Linked DNA regions of Homo sapiens: all the other regions are linked to region 2. A link is a loop called in an ENCODE intact Hi-C map of the cell type or tissue named here. Cell type or tissue: dorsolateral prefrontal cortex. All regions are shown on one strand.

Region 1 (8,000 bases), 210 kb after region 2:
AGAGTTGAAAATGGTATTTCAGCTGGGCATGGTGGCTCATGCCTGCAATCCTGGCACTTTGGGAGGCCAAGGTGGGTGGATCGCTTGAGCACAGGAGTTTGAGACCAGCCTGGGCAACATGGCGAAACCCCATCTCCACGAAAAAAAAATTTAAAAAATGGCCAGGCATTGTGGTGTGCACCTGTAGCCCCAGCTACTCCGGAGACTGAGGTAGGAGGATCACTTGAGCCCAGGAGGCCGAGGCTGCAGAGAATCAAGATTGTGCCAGTGCATTCCAGCCTGGGCAACGGAGCAAGATCCTGTTTCTAAAATATATATATATAAATAAAAATTAGCATGTGATATGTCTTTCTATATATTTAAATTATCTTTTGTATCTCTTAGAATTTGAAAGTTTAATTCATAAATATGTTTCAAGTATCTCATTAAGTTTGTTCCAAATTGTTTCATTTTGTGTCATCATTGTTGCTTTTGTTGTTGTTGTTTTTGTAAATGGACTTAAATGAACTTTCTTCCATTAGTTTTTCTATTAATAACTAGTTGTTCTTTACTTATGTAAAGTCTACAGTTTCTGAATATTAATATCAAACTAGACACTTTACAGAATTATTCAGTAAATTTACTGAATTTAATTTTACTGAATTATTGTAACACTTTCTTAATAGATTTTATTTATTTATTTATTTATTTTTATTTTTATTTCGAGATGGAGTCTCGCTCTGCCGCCAGGCTGGAGTGCAGTGGCGCGATCTCGGCCCACTGCAATCTCCGCCTCCCGGGTTCAAGCGATTCTCCTGCCTCAGCCTCCTGAGTAGCTGGGATTACAGGCACCTGCCACCACGCCTGGCTAATTTTTGTATTTTTAGTAAAGACGGGGTTTCACCACGTTGGCCAGGCTGGTTACGAACTCCTGACCTCAAGCAACCCACCCACCTCGGCCTCCCAAAGTGTTGGGATTAGAAGCACGAGCCACCGTGCCCGGCTAGATTTTATTTTTTTAGAGCAACTTTAGGTTCACAGCAAAACTACGTGGAAAGTACAGAGATTTCCCACATGCCCCCAAACCCTCGCCACACATACCACCTCCCCCACCATCCTGCACCAGAGTGGTACATTTGTTACGGCCGATGAACCTATGTTGACACGTCGTTGTCAACCAAAGTCCACAGTTCACGTTAGGGTTTACTCTTGGTGTTGCCCGTTCTATGGGTTGAGACGTGTCCTGACATCTACCACTGTGGTATCATATAGGATAGTTTCACTTCTCTGAAAATCCTGTGGGCCCTACCTATTCATCCTCTCTCCCACAACCCCTGACAACCACTGATCTTTTTAATGTCTCCATAGTTTTGCTTTTTCCAGAATGTCATATAGTTGGAATCACATAGTATATAACCTTTTCAGATGGGCTTTTTTCACTTTAGTAATACGTGTTTAAGATTCCTCTATGTCTTTTCACAGCTTGACAGCTTATTTCTTTTTAGTGCTGAGTAATATTCCACAGTCTGAGTGTACCAGAGTTCATGCATTCACCTGTTGAAGAACAGCTTGGTTGCTACCAAGTTTTGGCAATTATGGTTAAAGTTGCTGTAAACATTCATGTACAGGCTTTCTTTTTTGAGACAGAGTTTCGCTCTGTCACCCAGGCTGGAGTGCAGTGGCGCAATCTCGGCTCACCGCAAGCTCTGCCTCCCAGGTTCACGCCATTCTCCTGCCTCAGCCTCCCAAGTAGCTGGGACTACAGGCGCCTGCCACCACGCCCGGCTAATTTTTTGTATTTTTAGTAGAGATGGGGTTTCACCATGTTAGCCAGGATGGTCTCGATCTCCTGACCTCGTGATCCGCCTGCCTCGGCCTCCCAAAGTGCTGGGATTACAGGCGTGAGCCACCACGCCTGGCCTCATATAAGGCTTTTGTGCAGACCTGAGTTTTCAGTTCATTTGGATAAATATCAAGGAGCTCGACTGCTGGATTGTGTGGTAAGAGCATGTTTAGTTTTCTAAGGAACTGCCAACTCTCTTCCAAACTGGCTGTATACCATTTTGCATTCCCACCAACAATGAATGGCCCTTCCTATTTCTTTTCATCCTCACCAGCATTTGGTGTGTAATTTCTGAATAAAATCCTTTGTGTTTTCCAAGTATACAGTTATTTTGATCTGAAAATAATAATTTTTCCTCCATTCTGATTTCTCTATCTCTATATTCTACCTCTTGTCAAATTATATTGGCTAACACATCCAGAAAAATATTAAGTAATAGCTGTAAAAATGGATAAACCTCTTTTGTTCTTGACTTCAAGTTTGGGAGAACTTTTATTGTGTCCCCATTAAGTATGATGCTGGCTTTTATACTGAGATAAGTATATTGTTTCGTATTAAGAAAATATACCTGTTCCTATTTTATTAAGAGTGTTTACCAAAAATAAACTGTTGAATTTTTCAGTATCTGTGGGGATTATCACATCATTTTTCTCTTTTATATGCTAAATATTAATATGATCAATCACATTGATAGATTTCATAATATTAAACCATTCTTAAATTTCTGGAAGGTAACCTTTTTAGAAAAAAATCTCCTTAGGTCTGGCACGGTGGCTCACACCTGTAATCCCAGCACGAGTCAGGCGTATCACTTGAGGCCAGAAGTTCAAGACCAGCCTGGCCAACGTGGTGAAACCCGTCTCTACTAAAAATACAAAAATTAGTTGGGCGCAGTGGCGCATTCCTGTAATCCCAGCTACTCGGGAGGCTGAGGCAGGAGAATCGCTTAAACCACGGAGGAAGAAGTTGCAGTGAGCCAAGACTGTGCCACTGCACTCCAGCCTGGGCAACAGAGTGAGACTCCGTCTCAAAAAGAAAAGAAAAGAAAAGAAAAGAAAAGGAAATTCCTTAAATTCATAAAAACAACGAAACTTATATGTGCCCTTATCTCTGAAGAGAATGTTAAATAAATGCACAAATAAGAAAAAGCTGCTCATGAAGTGCTCCTGTGTTTTTGGCACCCCAAGTTCCTCCACATACGGAAAACCCTGGGACCTTCTGGCTAGAAAGACACAGGCAAAGAGCCCACGGGGACCTCCCTGCGAACGCAGAGCTTTGCTTAGCTTCAGTTCAGCCCAGGGACTGTCTGAGGACCCGCCTCAGGCCCGGAGCTGTAGGGCTTGGGGCCCCCTCCAGCCTCCAGGTGACTCAACACCACGATTAGACTCACTAGGCAATTCTGGGAATGATCTGAGATCTTTCTAATGTTTCTCAACTTCTTTCACAATGCTGGAGGCCCAAAGCCAGCCCTGCGCTCCTGAGAAAGGAGACACAAGGAGCAGAAGGTCAGGGTCAGCGGGGCATGGCGAGTCTTTTGAGTTTCTTGGGAAATGCTTCCCGGGCTCAGCAAATACAAAATGGGAGCCTTCTGCTTCTACAAATCAAACTCCTGTGATTGCCCCCTCTGACCTCAATTCTTTTTTTTTCTTTTTTTTTTTTTTTGAGACAGAGTCTCACTCTGTCGCCCAGGCTGGAGTGCAATGGTGCAATCTGGGTTCACTGCAACCTCCGCCTCCCGGGTTCAAGCGATTCTCCTGCCTCAGCCTCCCGAGTAGCTGGGACTACACGTGCACGCCATCATGCCCGGCTAATTGTTGAATTTTTGTAGAGACGGGGTTTCACCATGTTGGCCAGGCTGCTCTTGAATTCCTAACCTCAGGTGATCCATCTCCCTCGGCCTCCCAAAGTGCTGGGATGACAGGCGTGAGCCTCCGCACCCAGCCCCTCGATTCTAATGCTCTCTTTCTAGCCCTCTCTTCCCAGCTCGGATGGGCCCTTGGCCCCAGGTCTCCAGTGGCAAGTCCGGGCGGGCTCCGGGGCCATAGACTCAGCCTGGCCTCCCAGATCCCGGGCAGCTTGGGCTGCGCAGAGAATCCAAAAGGCTTCCAAGGAGGTGAGTCCGTGGAATGTGTTCGTGATTCGCTGAGATGAAGCCGAAGGGAAACAGCCCAGGGCAGGGACACCGCAAGCATTAGGTAGAACCACATGACATTGCAGATAATTTGCTGTTTTTGACCTACGACAAACCAGCATTATCATACTGTTCACCCAAACCCCAAGGCCGCCTTTGAGAGCGCGATAATCACAGAACCAATTCTGCGGAGCCACCCAGTGGTCAGAAGAAGAAAACAGGGCTTGATTCTTAAACGATGCTGACGATGATGATGCCGACAGGGACAGGGTAAGTGACGCTTCCGGAGCCTCCATGACGTGCTGGGAATAGAAGTTTCACACAAGTGATTATTTAATGTTACTGTGTTTGTCGCAACAATCAAGTATACTTATATAATACAAACAGCTCTCCTGAGTCAGCAGGTAGGTAATATTATTATTCCCATTTTAGAGGTGAGAAAGATGAGGCTCAGGGGATTCAGCAAGCGGCGCAAAATCACACAGACAAGGGAGGCAGACCCAGGTTTGAGCTCAGAGCCTGGCTCAGAATCATGTTCTTCACATGCAGGTTCCCTTTCCACGTTAGGGAGAAGGTGAGGCTCCCAAGCCAGAGATCCGAACTCTGGGAAGTCCCCAGGCAAGACTGACCTAGGTGCACACACCTGAACTTCTCAGCACTTCACATCACAGCAGAACAGAAGATGAGCCGGGTGTGGTGGCTCACGCCTGTAATCCCAGCACTTTGGGTGGCAAAGACGGGCAGATCGCTAGAGCCCAGGAGTTCCAGACCAGCTTGGGCAACACGGTGAGACCCCATCTCTACAAAAAATACAAAAATTAGCCGGGAGTGGTGGCGCTTGCCTGTAGTCCCAGCTACTCAGAAGGCTGAGGTGGGAGGATAGCTTGAGCCTGGGAGGTCGAGGCTGCAGTGACCTGAGATCGTGCCACTGCACTCTAGCCTGGGTGACACAGCAAGACCCTGTCTCAAAAACAAAAACCAAAACCCAAAGAACAGAGGATGTTAGTGGAACCATTACAGCAGGATATTAAAGTAATAGTTTCAGTCCCGGCACGGCGACTCACGCCTGTAATCCCAGCACTTTGGGAGGCCGAGGCAGGTGGATCACCTGAGGTCAGGAGTTTGAGACCAGCCTGACCAATATGGTGAAACCTTGTCTCTACTAAAAATACAAAAATCAGCCAGACACCAGTTACTTGGGAGGCTGAGACAGGAGACTTGCTTGAACCTGGGAGGCAGAGGTTGCAGTGAGCCAAGATTGTGCCACTGCACTCCAGCCTGGGTGACGGAGTGAGACTCCATCTCAACAATAAATGAATAAATAAATAAAGTAATAGTTTCAAAAACTGCATTAAAGGAAGTTCATTAAAATAAAAAGGAAAACTGTGTGCTACACAGAACATTGATCAAGTAATTAATCGTTGGCTTTGTGAAATTCATTCTGGAAAATTATCTAAAAATTAATCAGTATTTGTATAATTTGGATTCACTGTTTTGATTCAAATCTTCTTGAAAGATAAAAATATCCTTCAAATCCTTTGAATGGCAAAGTCCAAACATTACCATTCCATGCTGCCATGAAACACAGTAGGCGGGGTAGAGGCTGGGAGGAAAAAGGCTGCTTGCCAGTCAGGCTGAGGAAATGGCAAAGCAGGCAGGATGCGTCCTCCCCCAGGGCTCCTAATATGGGCTCTGGGCAGCGGACTCCCCATGAATGCAGAGTCAGAAGGGAGCCACAATGGCCAGTCTCTGCAGATGTCCCATGAGCTGACACCATGGGACTATCGGCACCATCGTGGCCTGAGAGGGTCGGGGCTATATCAGGTGTCTTACCCCCAAGACCTTGAGCTGTGTGGCTTCCCAGAGATCACGGGTCATACGACAGATGCGGAAGCCGAGGCACCTGGAGAGGAATCAGCTGACTTGGGGTTACACATCTAGTGGGTGGCAGAGCCAGGACTGTTACCCAGGCTCTGACTTCCCGTCCAGATCCTTCCAACTCCTCACCGAGGTCAGAAGCGCTGCTGCTCTAACTGACCTGTAACTTGGTGAGTTAGGAAAACCACAGGAAGGCCAGACCAGGACTTCAGCTGTTCCTGAGCCTGGTTCTGCCTGGGAACTTTGTGCCACTCCATGCGGGCCTGGGGCAGAGAAAGAGCGAGACAAAGATGCTTACAGCATGGGCTCTGCACCCATCCTCCAGCTTCCTACAGTGTCTTGGTACCCTTTGGGTGCTCAGTCGTGCTTACCAATGGTGACAATGAGGACAAGGAAGAGGAAAGGTGAGAGGGGACAAAGGAAGGGGAGAGGACTTGATGACAGGGAGAAGCGGGGCTGGACTATTTGAGGGAAGATGACAGTGAGGCTGACCCAGAGAAGGCCTTAGAGTTACTCAATTACATCTCAGACTAAGGAAAGGCTCTTATATTCGGGGCTGTTTCTCATTTTAAGTTTTGTGGGCCGGGCATGGTGGCTCACGCCTGTAATCCCAGCACTTTGGGAGGCCAAGGTGGGCAGGATTACTTGAGGTCAGGAGTTTGAGACCAGCCTGGCCAACATGGTGAAACCCCATCTCCACTAAAAATACAAAAATCAGCCGGGCGTGGTGGTGGGCGCCTGTAATCCCAGCTACTCGGGAGGCTGAGGCAGGAGAGTCGCTTGAACCTGGGAGGCGGAAGTTGCAGTGAGCCGAGATCGCACCACTGCACTCCAGCCTGGGTGACAGAGTGAGACTCTATCTCAAAAAAAACAAAACAAAAAAAAAAGTTTTGTGTATCTATCCTAACTTTTACAATTGTGCACATATATTACTTTGGTTAAAAATGTAAATTAAAGGAGAAAAGACTTCGATCAAACACAAGAACCTAAAGGGTGACAAAGCGTTGCTGTGGCAGCTAGAGAGGTATAGATCCCTGGCAGGCAGGGGCCTGAGGGGAGGCAGATAGCTAGCACCTGCCAGCTGGGCCAGAGAAAAGAAGGGGCCTTTTCCCTTCTTGCCCCAGCAGGGTTCCACAGTAATATTATTTTGTCCCATGGATCAACCACTGTCCTCATCAGAGGCTCTTAACCTTTGTGGGGTCATGGGCCCTGGGAAATCAGAAACCCTATTTGCCCCAGGAAAAACAGTGTACATGTATGCATACCCATAAAACTGTCTGTATAACTCCCTGGGTTTACAAGCTCCTGGTTAACCCCTGCTCCATGTGCTGATGTCCAACCAGACTGTTTTCCCAGTCCACCTTCCCTTCTGAGCTTTAAACCCACACATTCAACTTTCCTCTGCATGGAAATCTCCCAACAGTACCTCAAAGTGTCAAGTAGTTAAAACCAAATTTAAACTCCCCCTAAATCTGCTCCACCCCCTGTGCTCCCTGTGTCGGGACTGGAACTATCACCCACCCATTTGCCAAGTATGAGATCTGCTGTCAACTTGGAGCAGTGGTTCTCAATGCTGGCTGTACATCAGAAGCCACCGTGGAGGCCTGTAAAACACGGAGGCCTGGGCCTCCCTGCTGGCCCTCAGACACAGAGCCTCTGGCAGGAAGTCCAGCATGATCAGTCTGAAAGAAGGCTGAGAACCACTCCCCCAGACAGAACATCTTTCTGTCAGTCTCACTCCAAAACAGTCACCAAGTCCTGTGGCTTCTACCTACTGAATTCCACGGCATTTATTTAGAATAGGTCATTCTCCAGCATGATACGAAAGTCAACTCTTAAAACAAGGTAGACCAAGCATGGTGGCTCATGCCTATAATCCCAGCACTTTGGGAGGCCAAGGCAGGAGGGTTGCTTCAGGCCAAGAGTTTGAGACCAGCCTGGGCAACTTAGTGAGACTCCACCTCTAACTAAAAGAGAAAACAAAAAGAATAATCAGAGGAAATTTCCCTTCCTATCATCACCTCCCAGTTACTGGCCAGCCTGCCTCCATTTTAACCTCCTTCAGTCCTTCCTCCTCAGCCGGAGTCAATGTTCCAAACTGCCAGAGTCTGGCTGTGTTATTTCCCTGCCTAAGCCTCTCGGTGGCCCCTCATCACTCCCAGGAAAAAG
Region 2 (8,000 bases):
ATTTTTTTTGTTTGGTAGAGACAGGGTCTTGCTCTGTTGCCCAGGCTTGTTTTGAACTCCTGGCCTCAAGTAATCCTCTTCCCTTGACCTCCCAAAGTGCTGAGATTACAGGTGTGAGCCACTGCACCTGGCTCATATCTTCTTTTGGATTGTATTTTCTCATCTCACTTTCCCTTATTACTAGCTTGGAAGTTAAAAATTGTTTCTCTTCCTTTAGTGGTTATTGTAGAAATTTTAATATATGTTTAACTTTTAAAAGTCTAAAGTAAATAAATGCCATTCACTCTTACTCCAGACAACATAAGAACCTCAGCACGGGTAAAGCCCTAACACTGCTTGTTGAATGTGCTGTTCTTGTCAGCCTGCTTTTATCTTGATTGAGTTAATCTAATTTATTTATTATTTTTGTCCAAAAACACTCCCAGGATATGTATAATTTTTTTATTTCTGATGTTTTGAATTTCCGGTCATCCTTATTGTTACAAACCAACCAAAGCCAATTTGCACATGGCCAACTCTGGTCTTTTGGTAGGTATTTTAGTAGTTATTTTGGTGTGTTTGCAGATTATGACACAAGCAGACATTTAAACAGTGAGCCAGCATGCATATTTTATGTAGCCTATTCTTTAAATCTCATGAAACCTCAGCTTTCCGTTGTTGCCTAAAATGCTCATTCTAAGCAGATAAAACAATGTTCCAGACACAAGATTTTGTTTACCCAGAGTCTCCAGATGTCTTAGGGATTAAACCTAAGGTGTTATCCCTAAGGGTTTAGGCCTCTCCAGAGTCTTCCGTTTCCCTTATGCAAGGGTGTATTATGTCTCTAAATTAATTCAAAAAATTCACATAACTGGGATGCTATGGATTTCACCAGTGAAATCCCATTTTGCTGATTAATAAGCCACTACCTTCATCAGTGAAAACCTACTTCATTATAATTGGGAAGACTTTTTGTGTAAATCAAAGATTAATATGACAAAACCCCCCTTTCTGTTGTTGTTTTGTTTTGTTTTGTTTGAGTTGAAGTCTCGCTCTGTCGCCCAGGCTGGAGTGCAGTGGCGCGATCTCGGCTCACTGCAAGCTCCGCCTCCCGGGTTCACGCCATTCTCCTGCCCCAGCCTCCCGAGTAGCTGGGACTACAGGCGCCCGCCACCACGCCTGGCTAATATTTTGTATTTTTAGTAGAGACGGGGTTTCACCGTGTTAGCCAGGATGGTCTCGATCTCCTGACCTCGTGATCCGCCCGCCTCGGCCTCCCACAGTGCTGGGATTACAGGCGGGAGCCACCGCGCCCGGCCGACAAAACCCTTTTAGCAGCCATCTCCGTATATGATTCTTGTAATTAAATGCAAGGTGATCAATCTTGGGATGTGAATTGGAACGCAGACTGGCCTTTGGGAGGTTTACAAGTTCTCCAGGTGTTTCTAATGTGCGGGCACAGTTGCGAAGCATTGTGCCACCACTATTACGGCTACTATAGTTGACCCTTGAACAACACGAGTTGGAACTGCACTGCTCCACTTATATGCGGATGAAACAAATGCAGATTTCAAACAAATGCAATCAAACATAAAAGTATTTGTAGGATGCAAAACCCAAGTATACAGAGGGCTGACTTCCTGTAAGTGCATAGCTGACTTCAGGACTTCAGTATGTGAGGATTTGGGTACAGTATGCGAGGATTCACGGGGGACTAGTCCTGGAACTAGTCCCCCGTGAATGCAAAGCTTGAGGTATTTTCCTGCACTACTGTGCTATCTGTGTTGAGCTATTAATATTTACAAGTAAACTTCTGACATCATTTGTCGAATCCTCCTTCTAGAGTGAGAGACTTAAATTGATAGTATTGAGAGAGAAAGCATTCATACTTTAAGATTTTCACTGCTTTCTTAATCTGATTCATTTCTTCCTTAATTTTCTGACCATAAGAGATGAGAAGTCAGTTTTTTGGTATCTGCTTTAAATTGCTTTTTCTTTACATATACTTGCTTTTTGTTTATTCTGACAATGATAAAGGATTATGTCCCTCACAGCTTTTTAAAGAAATATTTTATAGAGGCTTAAAGGAGTATGTTATTAATTAAAGTGTCCTTTATCATCAGTTCTAAGACTTACCTTTTCCACATTTACCATTTCTGAAATTGGTGGAAATCTTGCAGTTGCTGGCATTTTGTCATGGCCTTATCTGAGTGGCGATCTTTGTGTAGTCATATGTAAACCTTTCCTGACACGTTTTGTTAAGATCAAGAAAGTACCAGCATGCTTTCCTGAGTCTTAGGATATTATGATAATCATTCAGCTGGTTCTATGAGAAGCGTCTGAAAACCTGGCCATCTTTGTGGGCCATTCTCTTGCTCTGCCTTGTTCATCTTGTTCTCTTTTGTTAGGTATTAACAGGATCAGTCTCTGAAACAATTATAAACCATCCTCTGGGGTTCTTAAGTGAAACCACTAGTCCCCTTTCCCTCACTAGTCCCCTTTCCCTCACTTTGGTTTGCTGGCTGTCTGATTCATATTTGCAAACTGAGTAGATAAGGATTTTCAATCCCAGCAGAAAAAAATTGTGTGTATTCTCTATCATTTGTTTCTAAATCACACTTTAATATGTTAATGTTTTTTCCTATTGTAAACTTGTTAAACATATTTTCTTGTATATTTCCTGTGTAATATGATGTATCAAGTTTTTAAAAATTTAAACTTTAAAAACTTTAAACTTGATACATAATATTGCCTGATATATTTGCACCATAATTTGATGACCATGTCAGCTCTCAGATATCTGTTATCTCTATTTTTATTAGGTTTTGTAAAGAAACCTGCAATGAGTAATCTTTGGACATGAAAAGTATTTAGTTTCTTTCCTTTGGATGGATTACCAGAAGTCAGATTACTGAGTCAGAAGAATATGAACGTTTCTCAAGTTCTTGAAACTTTCTGACAGATTGTATTCTGATAGAATTGTAATTTAAGAATGATTAAGACTGTTTCGTTTGGGGAATTTCTACCTGCTTCCCCTCTTTCATTCCTAGGTTACTGTGGCAGATGCCACGTAAAATAATTATTTGAGGGGTGTAATAGATTTGGAGCAGGTGAGCATTATAGCAGAGTAGGTAGGGTTCCTTTAACTTTTTGTTAGAAAACCGGAATTGAAGGAAAACAACCCTTATTTTGACATAAGAAGGCAAGCTTTAATGCTTTTTCATCTTAATTTTTAAAAAACCAGAATGTTATAAGAAGCTCAACAATTTATTTAAAATACAGTGTCAAGTATTAGACTAGTAGTCTCTTTTTTAAAATAAAAGCTAATATAGAGAGCTTTTCCTCTTTTATAGTATTGTGGTTTGGAGTGAACAGCTGTTACGCTGCATGTAGAAGTCAGTATATGAATTATTATTTTATAATTTGAAAAAGTATCTTAGAATTAACAGTGGTTTGCTGAGTAGATTGTAAATTAGGCACAGCTTTAGTCTTCACAATTCTAATAAAAGCTAATGGTAAAAATAAAATTTAATAGATGCTTTAAAAATCAACTGCTAGGATATTAGTTGTGTCAAGCAATACATGCATTTAGCAAACAGTTATTAAACATCTGTGCTAGTAACTGTGTTAGACATCAGTGATTAGTATTTTTTTACGGAAAGATAGTTAACACAGTATGATGTGACATGAAAGAGGGAGAAATTAAATTCTTGGAGTTTTCTGAAAAAAGCAAGTTGACATTTGCATAAAGTGTTGAAGGATGTGTAAGATGCCAAGTCAGAGGAGGAGGCCGTTACTGGGGTAAATAAATACAGTGGAAGGGTGACAATCACAAGAAACTGTAGAAATGCAGGAAGGTTTATGTTATTATTGCTGATACTTAGGGTGCATGTTAGGAAATGAGGGCAAAATCTAAAAGACCTGTATGATGAATGTTCTTATGAAAGGTTTGCCACCATGAAACATGCCGTGAATTAATCTATTAGATTATTGTGGTGGTGGTGGTGGTGGTAGTGGATGGTGGTGGCTCTCCTTACTGGAATAATGAGTAAAGTAAGATAGTGATTGGGTTACTTTATTCAGGGCTTGGCATAAAGATAATTATGATTTTATAATTTAAGACTCTGAAAGGGATACTTTCTTGCCAGTGTTGGGAAGAATATCAAGAAAGAAATAGGGGATATAATAGTTTTTTAAAAATCTTAATGTCGAAGAGAAGGACACAGTGGGTAAATTTTGGGGTTATGTAAGAGTAGTGTCAAGGTTCTAAAACTGAAAATGAGCTGAGAATTAGGAAAAATTGTTAGAACAGTAAATCGAACAAATAAAAACCTCAGCCTTTTCCCAAAAAGTTTGAAATGTACATGAAGCAACAGGGAGGACAGTAGGAGTATTATTGAGTGTATGGGAGGATGCAGTGATCATTGAAGAAACAAGTAATTTATATTTGGTTTTTGTCTTCAATGGCAAGGAAAATTATGCTCAAACTATTGTATACAAAGTAAACATTACTAAGAGGGACTTGAAATCAAACAGAAAAAACAGGGTCAATGAGCAGATAATTGTGCTAAATAAGTATATTTCCTAGCATTTTATTTCATCCAGTAGTATTGAGAATATAATGAAATCACTAGCAGCTCTTAGTAGTTTTTAAAAAATTGTAAGAAATGGGAGTGGCAGAAAAATGGACACAAGCAAATATAAGCCTTTTGAACCAAATGCTAGAGGAATAGAAGTTTTCCTGTTTCTAGTATATAATGAGCAGTTTTTGAAATCAACTTTATCTTTACATCTCTGGAACATATAGAAACATGATTGAATTTTATCATGGACCTGGTATACTAAGGTGAGCATATAGTTTGCATGCACTGACCACTAGATGGTGCTCATACAGAAGGGATTTTGTATGTGTGACATTGAGGGTTTTCTAGATAAATAGCAAATCTGTGTTCTTGTCACTCTTCTCAGTCTTGTCTTATCTCAATACAGTTGTATGTTTTGAAATTTAATAGCCCACATTAGAAAAGAGTAATAAAAATGCCTGTTATATTGCATTTACGTTACATTAGCTTTGTAGTTACTTTGGGTTTTTGGTGGGTTTTTTTTGTACTTTAGAGTTTCAGTATTGCTTTTCCTCTTGTCCTTTACCTTTTTACATTTTTCACTAAGATTATTTAGTAAACTGGGCATGGTGGTAACCTCAGCTACGTGGGTGGCTGAGGCAGGAGCATGGATTGAGCCAAGGAGTTCAAGACCAGCCTGGGCAACGTAGTGAGACTCCGTCTCAAAAACAAACAAATAAAAGATTATTTAGTATTTGCCTTTGTTTCTGTACCTAAAGACTGCTGGGTTTGTGACTTTAGAAACGTACACAAATAATTGAGAGCCTATCCAGTATAAATTTTTAACTTTTTATTACCATTTAATATTGTAAATATTCCTCATAGTCATAAATTTTTCATAATCATGTTTTGAATTACATAGTAATCCACTGAACTAATCGTATTTAGTTTACTAACTTAAGCTTTCTCTATTGTTTAGGCTAGAATTCTATAGATTATATTATCACTCTGAAAAAGAAAACACATTACGGAAAAAAGAATATTCTTTGTATATCATATTAAGATGTTAATAGTGATTCCTTTTGGTGGTTTAGATTGCATACCATCTTTTCATCCATTATTTTAAATAGGTTTTCCAGGTTTTTCTTTAATGAACTTAAATTTGGTTTTAATGGAGTTTTTATCTTTCATCTCTGCTGTGTAATGAGAGAGGATATTCTAAAGCAAAGAACAGTTGGTTGCCTTCCGCCTTCCACCTCCCAGTCTAATCTCATGTGAAACCCCTCTTGTGATTTAGGTATAGATTTTTTGTGTGCATATACTGACTACTGGCCAATGGATGAGGTGTTCCTAGATTTTTGTAGGTCATGTAACAGGACATTTTCATAAAGAAGTCTTTCCCAAAACTTGAAGTTGTTTTCTTGATGTGAATGGATTTGGATAGGAAATTTGCATCAAGAAGTATTTCTTCCCTGTACATTGGGGAAATATGGGAGGCAGTGATCTGTCAACTTTAGATTGTACCCTAAGTTCTTTGGCTCTGTAGGGTAAATAGATGCACACTAAGAGCCTACCATTGACCCCTAAGTTCTCTGGCTCTGTAGGATAAATAGATGCTCACTAAGAGCCTACTATTGTATGTCTTTTGGTACTGTTTACAGTTTGAGGTAGGAGATTTGCATTCAACAGTTGTATTCAGTATCTTCATCCATACTAATTCAGAATAACAGAACCCATATCAGTTTTCTCCTCCCCTTGAAGTTTTCATCAGACATGGATCAAGGCACATATTTTAGGGCCAGACCAATTACCGTAGCATTTATATAAACCACACTAATCAGGTCTTTACTAGGTACCTGGTCCATAACAAAACTTGAATTTTTTTCTGGGAGGTTTCATTTTTTCCTTCACAAGAGGATTCTTAGTTACCTGTCCGCCCTTAGTATTTTCTTACATTCTCTACTCCGAATTAGATAGGATCACTCTGGGGCCATAAATTGTCAGCTACTGCCGGCACAGTCCTTGGGAAGAAGCACCAAACTTTCTGGTATAATCTCTGTCACAAAATATCTTGCCCTCAAGAGTCCCACATGGCTCTCACCCTTACTGAGCACATGTTCACTTCTCAGCAGACGCATCATAGAGACAGCATTAGCATGTTTTCTTGCGGAGTCAAGATTTGCAGTGGACCTCAACATTGTAGTTTGACAAAAGGCTGCATCCAGTTGGTGCTGGTAAGCACGTAGACAAGGAAGATTCTGTCAGTCCACATCCGAAAAAATATCCATGGCTGAGGTTGGGACTTACGATATGCTCTTATCAGCTTAAAAATTAGATTATTCAACCAATAGTAAATTATCAAGTAGCGTTTTTGTTCACATATTGTTTTAAAATGACCATTGTTGTAATTACTAATATAGCACAGTGTTAAGAGGGCTTGCTTGGGAGTTTGTGGTTCTCAAACTTGAAGGTACTTAAGAGTCACTTGGGAAGCATTTTAAACATAAAAATTCCCAGGTTCCCCCTGCCCGTAAACATTTTGATGGGGAGAGGATACACCAATCTGCATATATAACTAGCGCCCCAGGCAATTCTCAGGCGAACTATTATGTTAACCTAAATATTAGATGTTAGAATATGTTCCTTTAGCAATCAGGTGATAGTATTTGGTGAACCAGAGTGGTATTTATGTAGAGTTGGATAAAACACATTTCACTGATTATAAAACGAAAAATTTACCAGCGTTAATTCTTTCTCATTTTTAGAAATTTATGACCTTGTAATATGAATGTTTATAAAATACTAGAGAGATGATGCTGATAATTTCTTGAAAGTTCTTTTTTATCATAAAGGTTCCAGAAGCAAAATACTTGTTTTAGTAATTAATCTACCTTGAGACCCAGTTGTTAATCATTAAAAACCAATACATTACATAAAATGATAAAGGAAAATCCATTTGTAATGAAGCGCTATCGTTAGATAGTCAGAGTTTAATGTAGGCAGCACCTTTGAACAACTTAGAGCCAGTGCCAGATAATGTGTAAGATCTGCCTGGTGTAGAAATTTGGATATGAATGACAAAGATTCTTTTAGTGAAATCATTTTAACAGTCAGAACTATTTGCAGAGAGAATCCTCTTATATGTTTTAATTCAGTTCATATTTATAATTTATATAAGCAGTGAAGGTGCCATTGGATTTTACTACAGACTGTGGTTGAAACTTGGTAATCCAGGGTTTTTCCACGCAGTGCATTAAATCAGGCAGCCCCACAGGGTCTTGGTAGTCCAGTGTTTATAGCATCCTTCTTTACCTGCTAATCGACCTCACTTCCTGGATTTCAATCCATCTAGTTATCAGCTAACAAAAGAACAGCTTTTGGTTCCTGCAGACGCTGGTGAAAAAATAATCATGAGAAAGAAATCCACCTTATGTCGTCTTTTTTGTCTGCAAAAATAAA
Region 3 (8,000 bases), 110 kb after region 2:
TAAAGAAAAGGTCTCACTCTATCACCCAGGTTGGAATGCAATGGTATGATCATAGCTAATCATTGCAGCCTCAAACTCCTGGGTTCAAGTGATTCTCCTGCCTCAGCCTCCCAAGTAGCTGAGACTACAGTCGCACACCACTGCTCCCAGCTAATTTTTTTTTTTTTTTTTTTGAGATGGGGTTTCGCCATGTTGCCTAGGCTGATTTTGAACTCCTGGCCTCAAGCGATCCTCCTGCCTCAGCCTACCAAAGGGCTGGGGTTACAGATGTGAGCCACCACACCTGGCTGCTTCACCTTAATTACCTGGCATCACATGCTTAAAATAAGGGCATGCCAAAAACACACTGTTCTTGTCAATATACTTCAAAATAATGAATAATACAGCATCTTAAGATGTGTATAAACTCATAAAAATCAGAACAAAAAAATCTATTCTTTATATTTTTCCCTTCCCCCTCCAAAAAATAATAATTCTTAGTGTCACTGGTAGGTAAGCCCGTTTCCTTCAAAACATGAATGCCTATGACAGAGAAATGACAAAAGAAGCTATTTCTGTTTAATAGCCTCATCGTTCTTGTGCTACATGCTCTTAAATCTATGAATGCACAAATGAGACATTCAAGGAAAAACTTGTTTCCAACATGTGCAATAAGAGACATCAAATCAACTGCTCAACTCCACGTTACAATTATGTATAAACTGTTAGAATCTTAATTGCCTTGTGGCTTTGGTGGACACCAAACTTTTTATTCCCTATGAAGGACGTGGTGCCAATGATTGGATGTGGTTCTACATTATTTATGTGTACTTTTTTTTAATAAGTAGAGTAGAACTTAAGAATAAATAAGTCAGTACTGATAGCATTCACGTTGGTCAGGAGACTTCAGTACTGAAGCATTCACGTTGGTCAGGAGACTTCTGACTCTTCTTGCTTGGCTAAGAGATGGCATTGATAAGTCTCTTGCTGGACTCTGTGTGCTTGATGGACCTTTTAGTTTTCTTCCCATTTTCTGGCTCATAAGCATTTAGTTACCTTTTATCCTCTTCCAAGAATATGTATATGTGTATATATAAATATATATATATTTGTTTTTTAAATATTCAGCATTAGCAACTTTCTCATAATCATTTTGGTTTACTTTTTAAATAATGACTTTTCTGTTAGCTCATCGTAGCCACAAAAAAAGAGATAAAGGAATAACTGTGGTCAGGCCAAAATAAAATGAAGATAATGAATAAAATGTAATTGAGCAGCAAAGTAACATTAAATAACTTTTGCTGTAGAGCACTTAATACTTGAAAATTTTTCTGGAAAAACATGGATTAGTATAAACAAATGTTAGCTTGGTTTGTACTGTAGTAGTAACTGATTTGCCTTTTTTTGTCAAGTAGCATTTTTATTTTTAGGTATAAATGAACTATGCTGTCTGAAATTCTTAAGTATTTTCAGTTGCAAAATGTTAGAATTTATACAAAAGTAGAAATTCACTTTATATGAGATTAAAGTAAAAATCATATACAAACTGCACACTGTGGTCATAGGAGTCAGCTTCCACAGAGCTGCTAGGCTGGGCCTTTGTACACACAGACAGTAGACATCCCTTTGTTTTGCCCCTCCTTCTCTTCTTCAGCAGTCATTCAATGACAAGCGTAAAAAGAACCTCTTTTCCCGAAAATTCCCCTTCTACAAGAACAAGGACCAGAGTGAGCAGGAAACAAGTGATGCTGACCGTAAGTATGTGGATCCAGTGGTCAACTGAAAATAAAATGGAGAGGGACCTACTGCCCTGCAGTTGGTTGTTACCATGGAGACAGTTTCAAGAGCTGCAGCAGGTTGCTAATTGTCTTCAAGGGCAACTTAACAGTTATAAATTAATTTGTATGCCGATCTTAACTTTTTCTGGCACCTTAGGAATTCTTAATTTAAAGCAAACATTATTTTTCAGTTATATGTTTATAACTTGAACATATAAATATGTATAAATGCAGTTATTTGAAGGAAAGATTTTTATGAAAAACACATTCATACATTCAAAGAATATTTTAGAGGAAGAACATGAATACATGAGAAGCTACCTGTTGATTTCTAGGTATAACATGGCGAGTCTGATAACTGGATTCTCTGGAATCATTACATTTTACCCTATTTCTTCATTATATGTAGACAATCTGGATTTTACTTTTAAAATAGCAAGAAATGGTCTAAAATTTTGCTTCTGTACCTGAATCAGCCTTCATGCTAGAACTTTCATTCTTTTGGTAGATTACAGTTAGCAGCTAGCTCATTTCAAAGTTCTAGAAATATGTAAAAATGCTCTGTAAGATATATGTACCTGTAATGGTCTTGGAACTGTCTCTTACTGTAGCACCAATTTTATGCATTACTGACAACTATTTTCTTTGATTATCTTTTTATTGCTTGCTCTCTGGGGACTACCCTCTACAGGAGATCCCTGACGACATGGGATCAAAAGGCCTGAGTAAGTGATCAAAATACTCCCAAGTTATTTTTTAACCTCCATCTGCAGACCTACCTTATTCAGATACATTTTGAGATTCATGGTAGTGCCTTTCTGGCATAAGGAGGTGTATGATTTAGATTGCTTTTAGAATTTTCATGTTTATCACATGCTTGGGACTTTATTTCTGTAATACATAACTTTTTGTTTTTATTTTTCACATGTCATTTGAAAAATTCTCTTGCTCGTAACTATATTTTCCTTTTTGTAATTTTTACGACAGTTACTTTTGCTAGGAACTTTTAAAATATAAAAACTTTTAAGATTTTTTTAAATGTACCCTCATTATTAGAATGTAGAAATATGCTTCCTTGGAGTTTTATGTTCCCCTTTTTTTTGTTAAAATAATTTAAAATAATTTTGATTATGTGTTAGAAAAGCATTACTATAAAAGTATAAAGCACAATAGAATACTACGCAAGTAGCAGTTTATTGAGGGGATAGGTTGTGTATCTCTTTTTTTTTTTTTTTTTTTTTTTTGAGAAAGTTATAAGTTACCACAAGAGTATAAGAACTATTTTGTTTTTCCTTTAGCTAAGATGTTGCCTTTGTTTTTGGTTTTTGTTGCTGCTGTTCTTGTTTAATTTTCTAGCTAGTTACTTAATCTTCATGTAAAGCTTCACACAGGGTCTAGTATGTAGAAGACATTCAATAAATGTTGGCATGAATGAATGAAGCAAGAAGCCATTTTAGCAAATAAAATTTTTAATTTGCATGTTTTCAAATTGCTTAACTGAAAATTTACCAAACATTACTGAGTAACTTTAGGTGACAGTGAGTGATAGAAGTAATCTTTTAATCTAATATTTTCTAAATGGTTCTTTCTATTTAGATTATTAAATATTTTGAAAACTTCTTTGTCATTCATTGATCATTAAGCCTATAGCCAGTATCTTTTAACTTTCTAAGACCTACATTAATAAACATTAAATTTTACATAAGACATTTTTCTGATTTATGCTTTTATGCTGAAATTTTAATCTAAACTGCAGGTACTTTTATTTCAACCATAGTGATTTAAGTTTGTATTAGATTGAAGACAGTATGTTTATTTACAACTCTTTCTGTTAGACACACTTTGTTATTTTTGCATGTGCCTTTATAGGATTTAGTAAGGGCCACAGATTTCCTATCACTAGTGACACCCTTACATTTGGGGAAAATTATCAATGAAAACCTCTAAAATTGGACCATACTACCACAGTTTATGTATGCTATAGAATTTATTTTGAGATTGATAACATACTTTAGAGGTGGTATGGATCAACAAATGGACCCACAGATTTTTCTTATATGTTAAGTGAACAGAGACATAGGAAACTCATAGAAAAAGAAACTAAATGAAGAATTTGGTTCCCATATTGATGTTATAATAGATGATCATTATACCTTGACCCTCTTTCTCTGGTTCTGATTGAAGATTGAGACTTTGGAAGAGAAATAATATGAAAAATGGTAACTGATTATCAGACGACGTTATTCAGAAAAAGATTTTATTTTCTGGAGAGTGACCTAAGATCTCTTGAATAATAGATTTCTGTGCTTCATCTCACAGGAATTAAAAGAATTTATTCACCTGGTAACTTGATCATCAGATCAAGATTTTATTCACAAAATGTTGGAGAAGACAGAAAAATATCAGTAAAATTCTAAAACTGGATATGATGGAGGTTATCACATAAAATAGATGATATAAGGCAGTTGACAAGGTGCCCATGATTATGTAGTAGTAAATACTGGGAAGAAGGATGTGTTCAAGGACGTTACTTGTGGCCTCAGTTACTTACATTCTGAAGTTAAGAATGTAGGGAATAAACTAAGCAAAATCTTGAGAGACTTTAATATAAGAAAATAAGTGCAACTTAATGTAGGTAGTCATCAGGCCTTATTGGAACAAAACTCAAAAAGAACCCAAAAAAGAAGGTTAAGTTATTCCAGAGAACCGAACCTATTGAAGAGAAATGGAATAACACTGAATATCAAGAAAAAAAAAATGTATATCTGCTGTAAATTCACACAACCTATGAAAAATGGGGTATTTAATTGAAGAGCAGACAGAGAAACAGAAGTGATACCATAGAACGCTTTGTGTAGACCTGAATTCATTTGTTCTTTATTCTGAGAAGAAGAGAGTCAAATAAATTATTGATTTCCCTGTTAACAGTAGAGAAAACAGTGAGAGAAATCGTCTTATCAAACCTAATTTTGCTAAACAGAACTAATGAGAGTACAATGGAAGTTTGGGAGAATGCAGCTAAGTCATCATTTGCGAAAAGCTAGAAATAAAAACCCGTGCCGCTTTCATGCTTTAAGGGAGGTAATTTTGAAAAAGCTCAAGGGACTAAAACTAGGTAAGATTCCTTTAACAGAGACTGAAAGGAAACATAACTCAATAAAAGATACATAAGGTGCTCAGAAGTAAAATTATGACATAAGATTTGAGACAAGGTTTGTTCTTATTACATGTAGGCTTTCCATTTTTACAACTTTCCATGTTGTACAACACCTCAAAAATTTCCTCAGGCACGTAGGTTTCCTGTTACATATGTCTTTTCTTTCTTCTCACTTTAAAGACGTACGCATAGTTGTGCAGAGCTTCTAAATGCCAAAAACAGACTTATTTTCATTTGCATTACGAATAAGATGTAAGAGTAGTTTCATTGCTTCAGATTGATGATGTAGTATTAGAGGAGAGCAGAAGAGAAACATGATGTACTGTATCAGGAAGAAGCATTTGAGTACAATGATAAAACTTGGTTAGAGAGATTTGAGATAGATCTGTTCATCAAACATCATAAACAGGCTGGGCGCGGTGACTCACGCCTGTAATCCCAGCACTTTGGGAGGCTGAGGCCAGCAGATCACCTCAGGTCAGGAATTCGAGACCAGCCTGGCCAACATGGCAAAACCCCGTCTCTACTAAAAGTACAAAAATTAGCAAGGCATGGTGGTGCACACCTGTAATCCAAGCTACTCGGGAGGGAGGCTGAGGCAGGAGAATCACTTGAACCCGGGAGGTGAAGGTTGCAGTAAGCCGAGATCACGCCACTGCTCTCCAGCCTGGGTGACAGAGCAAGACTCAGGTTTTTTTTTTGTTTTTTTGTTTTTTTTTTTTTTAAGACAATCATAAACAAAAATAAAAACTTGAAGAATTTATTTGTACCATGTATGTCACAAGGATAATATCTTTATAAGTTTTTAACAGGTAATAAGAAATAAGCTAACTCTCCATTAGAAAACTGGGCAAGAGTGCTCAGAAGATAAGCAAATGAAATAAGCATATAAAAAATGTTTAATTTCCCTAGTAGTGATAAGCAAAATGTTTTACCTGTCACTTTGGCAGACTTTTGTTTAAAAAGAAAACCCATGACGGAGAGAGTGCTGCTAAATGCCTGCTTTTAATGTATTACAAGTAAATAATGTATTACAAGTAAATGTATGGGAGTGTAAATTGGCACAGCCTTCCTGAAAAAGCACATCTTTTGACCCACTAAATCCTCTTCAAAGAATTTATCCTAAGGATGTAATTAGAGATGGAGACAAAGCCTTATATATCAGAATGCTTATTATAATATTATTGAGTAATAACAGCAAAAATAAAAAAAACCGTGGTAAAATGTCTTACAGTTGGGAAGTGCCTAATGAAGTATGATTTATCCATACTATGTAATATTACATAACCATCAAAAATCATATTTAAAGATAATGACATGGGGAAATGCTTACTATCTATGAAAAAAGTAAAATATGAAACTGCATATATTGTCTCAGTCTTATATGTTTGGAGCTATTTTAAATAGTGTTGCTTTGAACATTCTTATACATGTCTTGTGGTAAGCATATATATGCCTTTCTGTTGGGGAAATATCTAGGAAAGGAATTGCTGGGTCGTATAGATACACATTTGTCCAGCCTTAGTAGCTATTGCCAATTAGTTTTCTAGTTTTACCAGTTTGCCCATTCCTAGCGCATGAACTCCCATTGCTGCATATCATTATCGATGCTTGACATGTCTGTTTTGTGTTTTCATTTTAGCCATTCTGGTGGATGGCAGAGACACTCTTTGTGGTTATAATTTGCATTTCCCTGACAAGTAATTAACTTGAACACTTTTCTATATGTTTATTGGTTATTTGACTGTCTTCTTTGGTAAAATGCTTTGAAGAGGAACATTTTCAATTATCAGAAGAAAAACATTTTATTTTTCTAATAACATTCCAAACAATTATGATGACGCTATTCTAAGGACCATACTTTGAGTAGTGAGGCTTTATTGTAGAAGAGCTAAGTGAAATGATATTTGAAAGAACCTGCAGAATTTGATTGTGGCGTAGCTTTTGGCAGTCTTAGAGGGTTTGAGGTGAGTAGGAGAAATCTCAAAAAAAAAAAAAAAAGACAGTGAAGAGATTTTGGTAACTTAAACTTTTTATTATATAAATATCAGATATATTCAATAGTAGAAAAGTAGTAAAAATAAACCCTGCAGGTATTTGTTTATCCAGCTTTCATAATTGTCAACTGAACATTTGCCAATTCTGTTTCTTCTGTACTCCCACTTACACTCCCCTCCCTTCACCCCATTGCAATAACTAATTTTTCTTTAGTTTACAAACTAGAGATTGCAGAGGGTAATACCAATACTAATGTAAACAGAATAACTCTTTTTTTAATGTGGCGTGTTTCTGGGTATGAAATTTAAGGAAATAGGACAGAAAGTTAAAAGGTATATATAAATGAAGACATTCATAATTGTTGATACTTGTGAAAAACAGTTTAAAGCAAATAAAAATATCTAATAAATAGCGAGGTAAATAATGTATCAATCTAATAGAATATTATACACCAATTTTAAATTATTGCTGTCAAGCCCATGTGGTGACATGGAAAGAAATATTTTAATATGAGCTTTTAAAAAACCTACCATTTGGCCAGGTGCGGTGGCTCACACCTGTAATCCCAGCACTTTGGGAGGCCAAGGCAGACAGATCACGTGAGCTCAGAGGTTCAATATCAGCCTGGCCAACATGGTGAAACCAGTCTCTACTAAAAATAGAAAAATTAGTTGGGCATGGTGCTATATACCTGCAGTGCCAGGTAGTCAGGTGTCTGAGACACAAGAATAGAATCGCTTAAACCTAGGAGGCAGAGGTTGCAGTGAGCTGAGATCGTGCCACTGCACTCCAGCCTGGGCAACAAAGGGAGACTATCTCAAAAAAAAAAAAAAAAAAAAAATGAAATTTCCAGCTGGGTGTGGTGATTCACACCTGTAATCCCAGCACTTTGGGAAGCTGAGATGGGAGGATCCCTTGAGGCCAGGAGTTTGAGACCAGTGTGGGCAACATAGTTGAGACTTGTCTCTTTTATTAAAAAAAAAAAACAAAATTTTAGCAGGGCATGGTGGTACATACCTGTAGTCCCAGCCACTCTGGGCTAAGATGGGAGGATCACAGAAGCCCAGGAGAGGAGGGCGAGGCTGCAG

What was found. Hi-C counts contacts between places; a loop is a spot of excess contacts. Peaks named below come from ENCODE experiments on the same cell type or tissue, not always from the same donor. Only the 100,000 strongest peaks of a DNase experiment are listed, where the experiment ranks them.
Region 1: it touches region 2 in a loop (4-fold over the local background); 51 of 110 quality-filtered maps call a loop at or near these places.
Region 3: a loop joins it to region 2, with 2.9 times the contacts of the local background. A loop is called at or near these places in 7 of 110 quality-filtered maps.

The regions. Positions count from the first base shown.
Region 1 is chr3:196,974,991-196,982,990 of GRCh38, reverse strand. No RefSeq gene overlaps it. Among named protein-coding and RNA genes, the nearest start is that of PIGZ, 10 kb to the right of the region's middle. RefSeq lists an enhancer at 1,159-1,218. In dorsolateral prefrontal cortex, CTCF peaks have their summits at 3,959 and 4,159 (motif pointing left); a DNase peak (open chromatin) is centred at 4,140.
Region 2 is chr3:197,184,027-197,192,026 of GRCh38, reverse strand. All of the region lies in intron 5 of DLG1 (discs large MAGUK scaffold protein 1), which reads left to right. Among named protein-coding and RNA genes, the nearest start is that of MIR4797, 110 kb to the left of the region's middle. In dorsolateral prefrontal cortex, CTCF peaks have their summits at 4,669 and 4,868 (motif pointing right); no DNase peak of the experiment used is centred here; H3K4me3 peaks cover 486 bases; H3K27ac peaks cover 1,644 bases.
Region 3 is chr3:197,070,319-197,078,318 of GRCh38, reverse strand. It overlaps DLG1 (discs large MAGUK scaffold protein 1), which reads left to right. Exons shown (of 25, transcript NM_001366207.1): 18 at 1,634-1,733. Among named protein-coding and RNA genes, the nearest start is that of MELTF, 45 kb to the right of the region's middle. RefSeq lists a silencer at 805-1,005. In dorsolateral prefrontal cortex, no CTCF peak of the experiment used is centred here; no DNase peak of the experiment used is centred here; H3K27ac peaks cover 2,653 bases.